Regions from separate parts of the Homo sapiens genome. Here region 1 is linked to region 2. The links are chromatin loops, found by intact Hi-C in ENCODE. Cell type or tissue: CD4-positive, alpha-beta T cell. All regions are shown on one strand. Links, peaks and the distances in the headings refer to the core of each region. The heading gives the core; the rest is flanking DNA.

The links. Hi-C counts contacts between places; a loop is a spot of excess contacts. Peaks named below come from ENCODE experiments on the same cell type or tissue, not always from the same donor. Only the 100,000 strongest peaks of a DNase experiment are listed, where the experiment ranks them.
Region 1: a loop joins it to region 2, with 16 times the contacts of the local background. A loop is called at or near these places in 5 of 110 quality-filtered maps.

What each region holds. Positions count from the first base shown.
Region 1 is chr13:51,843,762-51,846,678 of GRCh38, reverse strand. It overlaps TMEM272 (transmembrane protein 272), which reads left to right and starts at 1,502. Exons shown (of 5, transcript NM_001351003.2): 1 at 1,502-1,663. In CD4-positive, alpha-beta T cell, for the core only: CTCF peaks have their summits at 1,194 and 1,394 (motif pointing left); a DNase peak (open chromatin) is centred at 1,398.
Region 2 is chr13:52,200,333-52,203,249 of GRCh38, reverse strand. No RefSeq gene overlaps it. Among named protein-coding and RNA genes, the nearest start is that of NEK3, 42 kb to the right of the region's middle. In CD4-positive, alpha-beta T cell, for the core only: CTCF peaks have their summits at 1,506 and 1,707 (motif pointing right); a DNase peak (open chromatin) is centred at 1,699.

The DNA of each region.
Region 1 (2,917 bases), core at 129-2,628, 360 kb after region 2:
ATAACAGGCAGGAGCTGTCATCTCCTATGATAACAATGCCTTCTTCTGGATACCTCCTGAAAGACCTGCCTGAGGCATTTTTACAGTTAACCTTTTTTTAATATATATAAGTAAAGGAGTACACTCTAAAATAATGATAAAAAGTATAGTATAAATACATAAAGCAGTGACTTCGTTGTTTTTTATTACTGTAAAGTATCATGTGCTGTACATAATTGTATGTACTTTACTTTTATGTGATTGGCAGTGCAGTAGGTTTGTTTACACCAACATCACCACAAACACATCAGTAATGTGTTGCACTACAACATTATGACTGCTATGACATCACTAGGTGATAGGAATTTTTTAGTTCCATTATAATCTTAAGGAACCACCATCTGTGTGGTCCATCATTGACTGAAACATTGTTATGTGGCTCATGACTGTGACTGTATGTCCTTTCCTCTAGCAGGCTCTCCTCCCCTTGCTCCTCTGCTTCACCCTGTCCTGTGGTGTGAAGTGGTCACCTTGGATTCAGGACTGGGAGAGTGGCAGGGCCAGCCCTAGAGTGAGCCCGGAGAGGTGCCCTCCTCCCAGGGGTGTGCAATGCAGGGGTAGCTTCAGAGGGAGCAGCTCCTTGCATTTTACATAATAGGCTCTTCTCTTGCCTCACACCAGTCCCTCCCCCAGTCCCTCCCCAGTAGACTGGCCTTTTCCACCGAAATGACAACAAAAAACCTGGAATGTCAGGGTTGGAGAATGCCTTTAAGTCATGTGACGCCAGTTTCTCTAAGTGTGGTCCATGGAGCACCTACAGGAGACTTAGCAGAGTCTAAACTGCAGATTCCTGGGCCCAGGCCCAGACCTACAGATTGAGAATCTTTGGGAGGTGGTACAGGAATCTGCATTTCAATAAAGAATCTCTGGCACTTCTTATAAATCAGCAGCTGAGAACTTCTACTGCTAGGTGCTTGCTTACAATACAGACACACAACAGCCTCACAAAGCAGCCTGCTTCAGGTCTAAGAAGGCCACTGTTACAAAGTTTATGACATGGGGCACAATTCAGCCTTCTTGTAACTTCATTCTATCTCAGATCTGGCCGTCTGCAATGACTCGGAATCAATTTAATCCCTTTTCTACGTGGCAGTCCTGAAGTCCATAGGGCACCTCTCATTACCTCAGCCCACTTTGAGTACCTTCACACTCTTTCCTAAGCAGCCGCTGTTCGGTCCACCCTTTCTCGTGTGCCACCAACATGCAGGGAGGGCAAGGGGTGAGAAGGGGCTCGCACCAGAACTAAGTCCCTAGGTTTAGTGCCTAAGGGACTGAAATGAAATGTTTCCCGCGGGAATTCCTAACTCCAAGGGGTCGGCCATGTTTCCACAGCTCCCAGGGTCGCTCTGCTGCCCCCCTGCGGGCCTGGGGAACACTGCAGGGGTATGAGCCGGCGGTGGGGCTGCTCTCCCCACACGTGGGAGTGGGAAATGGAGAGAACCCGCCCCTTAGAGGAAAAGCCACGAGTTGCTGTTGTGCTGCAGGAGAGAAAGGGAGAAAGAAAGCGTGCGACAGGGAGTGGGAGCCCCAAGTCAAGAGGAGCCCCACAGAGGCAGCCCTGGACTTCGGGACCACAGAGGTGCTGAGTGCTGCCCGATTCTGGATCCCACTCTGCTTAGCTCAGGTGAGTCCGGCAACCCTGGGCAGCCTGTGAAGTTGGAGAGACAGTCCTAGCAGAGGGTTTCTTGAAATCATTCTTAGGAAGATGCCAATGTGCTGATTATGCTTCCTGGAAAGAAAATGACTACATTGTGGAAGTGCTTTTCTTAATTGTGTGGAGGGAACGAAAACAATCTTCACTGAGTCTAAGGGAGATGGGTTTTCTGGAGAAGAGAACAATCGTAAAGGAATAATTAACTGCAGGGCGAAGGCAAGTTGTGTGGGACTCTTAGAAACAACCTACCGGCTGCAGGACAGCGAGTGGGGACCACAGGCATCACCTCCATGTCTTACCTATTGGGGCTGTGAGCAAGTGGCTTTGACTTGGTCATTTTAAAGGGGTGGTAGAGCTCAAAGGAAGTGCATTTTTCATTTCCTAGGAGCCAAACAATGAAGGCATCCTAGGGAGGTTGTGGAATGACTCTGAGACACAGTAGGTATGCGATAACCTCCACTGAATTCATGCATTCGGGCATGGTTAGGAGAGAAAACAGCACAGGTTACACAGAGAGCTACAGATAAGAAAGGACTGTGTCCTGAGCACCCGAAATGTTTGTTGAAAATATTCAACAATACTAGTTAACATCTGCTTTGAAGGAACAGGTATGGGGATGGTTAATGTCTAATATTCAATGTTATTCAAAACCAAGAGTGAGTTGGTCCTCACAGCTGATTTAGGAATAAATAGTTTAATTTACCAAGCCAATCAGTAAAAACACAATCATATATATATATGTGTGTGTGTCTACACATACACACATATATATACATATATATATGTTTACTGTTGATTCATGACACAACTCAGAGGTTAACAAAAGTAGAATTTTACAAATTTGAACTCTAAAACTGGGAATGTTAGACAGACATAGAAAGTTTCTCAGACCTAGTCCTATTGACATTTTGGAGCAGATAAGTGTTGTTGGGGACTGCCCTGCTCCTTGGAGGATGTTTTTCAGTATCTCTGGTCTCTTTATCGACAGCCCTGCTCCAGCCATGACTATTAAAAATGTCTCCACATATTGCCAAATGTGCCTTGGGGATCAGATCACCTCTGGTTGAGAACCACTGAGATATATCAATTGGACTGAAAATTGAAAATGCATTGAGCATATCATTTGGCAATTATTATTGATTAATTCCCATCGTGCCCTTTATTATCACTCAGCTGCTAGGAGAGGAAGCAGCAGGGGCTATTATCACTGCCCTTCTAGGTGCA
Region 2 (2,917 bases), core at 184-2,683:
AGAATCCTCCCATCTAAGCCTCCCAAAGTGCTGGGATTACAGGTGTGAGCCACTGTGCCCAGCACTAACCCTCTTATTTACAATGGGATTGTTTGCCTCACTGTGCCTAAATTTGTAAAACATGGCCAATTCCCAAATGTTCATCATTCAAAGTATTTAGTCAATTTCTCTGTTCCAATTAAGAACCGGAAATTTGGAGATGAAAAGCCGCACCTCATTTCGTTCACTGAGAATCACAAAGCCAGGCACAGGGGGCTGGGAGCAGTAGAGCATGGTCACAGAACCCAGCCCAGAGGACCAGGAAATGTTCTGGAGCTTGGGGCAAGAGCTGAGCCTTGAAGTAGGAGTAGGAGTTAGGCAGGGAAGAGGAAGGGAACACAGCATTGGATGGCAAGGAGATGGGGGAAGGCATGGCCGCGTCTGGGAGCTGCAGGGGCTCCCGTCAGGGTGGGAGGAGAGGTAATGGGAAGGAGACTAGCGAAGGAGGCAGGGCTGATCTTGAGGGGTCTCACAGGCCCTGCTAAGAGAGTGCAGGGTTTCTTTAGAGGATGGTAGAGGGAGCCGCTGAGTAATACAGACTTCCTGATGTGAACATAGCTGTGTGGAGGAGGCTGACAGCATGGACTCTGGGTCGACTGTCCGGTCCTCAAAAGCTGGCTCTCCCACCTGATGATTTTGTGATAGTGAGAAGCTCCTGTAAGCCTCAAATTTCTCATCTTAAAAGTGAAAAATGGTGTTACTTGCCTCAGGAAAGTTTGTGAAGATGAGACAATACATATAAAGCACTATTATAGTGTCTAATACTTAGTGGTCAATAAATGCTAACTATTGTTGTTATGGATCATTTGAATAATAATGAGGTATACAGTTTGTCTCATTTTATAGACTTGTGATAATGGAATGAATGAACTTTGTCACAGCAAAATAAGTTTAAAATGTTAGTTGTGTATCCTGATAGAAAATATAAACTTAAAAAGATTTCTTTGTGAGACAGAGGTCTCACTATGTTGCTCAGGCTGGTCTCGAACTCCTGGCCTCAAGCTAACCTCTCGCCTCAGCCACTGTGTCTAGCTAATATAAACATTTGTTTATTCATTCCACAAATATTGATTGACCATGAAGGATGTACCAGGCACAATTCTAGGCTCTTGGGATAAGGTAGTAAATGAGGCTGCCCCTTGATGAGGGGTCCCTGCTCTCACTGAGCTTACATTCCAGCAGGGAGGCTGATGATGAGAAAGGAAACCACGTGTTTCCCAAGACCTGTACATTCCGCCAGGGCAGGGAACATGTTGCATTTGTACCTTGATCTATCCCAAATGCATGAGACAGGGCCTAGGTCAGGCACTTGATGAACGTGTTGAGTGAACGGAAGATTATTTCAGATAGTGCTGAGTGCCGGAAGACAAGGAAACAGCGCGACATGACAGAGTGGGAAGGTCGACTTGGCTAGATGCGGTGCACGGCTGAGAAAGCACTGCTGAGCTGAAGTGGATGGTATGAAGGAATCAGTCATGGGACAATCTTTGGGACAGCTATTCCAGGCCAAAGAATTTTCCATGCCTAAGCTGAAGGCCCTGAGGCAGGGCTGTGCTGGGAATGCACAAAGATGGGAATGAATGGACCCCACAGCACGGGGGCCAATCATTTGTGGGTCGTTGGCAGGCATGTCTTTTATCTAACAAGAGACTATGTTTGCCTCCAGAGGGCACTTGAACATAACAAATGCATCTAAGGGCCAGCTTAGGTTAACACTTAGACAGAGAAGCAGTTTCCTGAAAGCATAACTTCAGAGGCCAGGAAAGCAAAAAGAAAATAATCTCAGCTGAAGCCTTTGCTTATTGAAATTTGAAAGCACCTCTTTTAAAAATTAACTTTTATGAGATAGTACAAGTGTAAGCTAGCAATGTGGTCTTTCATACATTAGTGTTAGTTTAACAACATAGCCCTCCCCTTGGTGGATAGATGAGAGAGCAGTTTGACAGGTAGGAGAGGGGACGAAAGGCTAATTTAGAGAGGTCTCGGCAAGGGTGTCAGGCCTGGGTGAGACCCAAAGCAAGGAGGCTCTGAGAAGCTAAAAGGCAACATAGAGAGGGGCCAAGGGACGGGGGGAATGAGTACAAGAAGGCAAGAGGATGGGCTGGGGGAACCAGAGTACTCTCATGCACTTTAGAAATTGACCTGAGGACAGTTCTGCCTGGTCATATCTCTATCGTCTCCAAAAGTCATGTGCTAAGCACTGTTTCAACATAGTTCTATGTCATATGCTGTGCAATACACACTAGTGTGACATGATCCTGGTCTTCCATGCACCTAAAATCCAAGGCAGTTTTACACATGAATATACTAAGAACGAGTCGTCTTACGTGGAGGGGAAAGACAAGTACCTAGACAATCTAATTTGAAGGGCACGAAACCACTTCATCTTCCGTCCCATCTCCCATAAGTCCTCCTGCTGCTGAGGGGCTTTCCGTGCCCCTCCCTCTTACTTTGTCCTTTGGCTTTGGGCACTAAAGCGCTTGTGAAGAAGCTAATGAAATCTAGGAAACTCATCCATCTGGGTGCAACCTCTCTGGGCCTCCACAGGCCTGGCACCTGTTGCATTGCCTATCTTGTTAGTTTACCTGCTCCACATCTGTGATCTCTGCTAGATCACCAGCCCCTTGAAGCAGGGAACAAGTCATACTCACCTGTGTATTCCAAGGGGACTAAAGCTTCATTTTTCACATAGTGTTATACAGTTACACTAATATCATCTACCTATATATTATATAAACATGCACTTATGTTCATCTTTTGCTGCCGTTCTTTTTTTTGAGACAGGCTCTTGCTCTGTCACCCAGGCTGAAGTGCAGTGGCACTGCAGCCTCTGCCTCCTGGGCTTAAGCAATCCTCCCACCTCAGCCTCCAGAGTAGG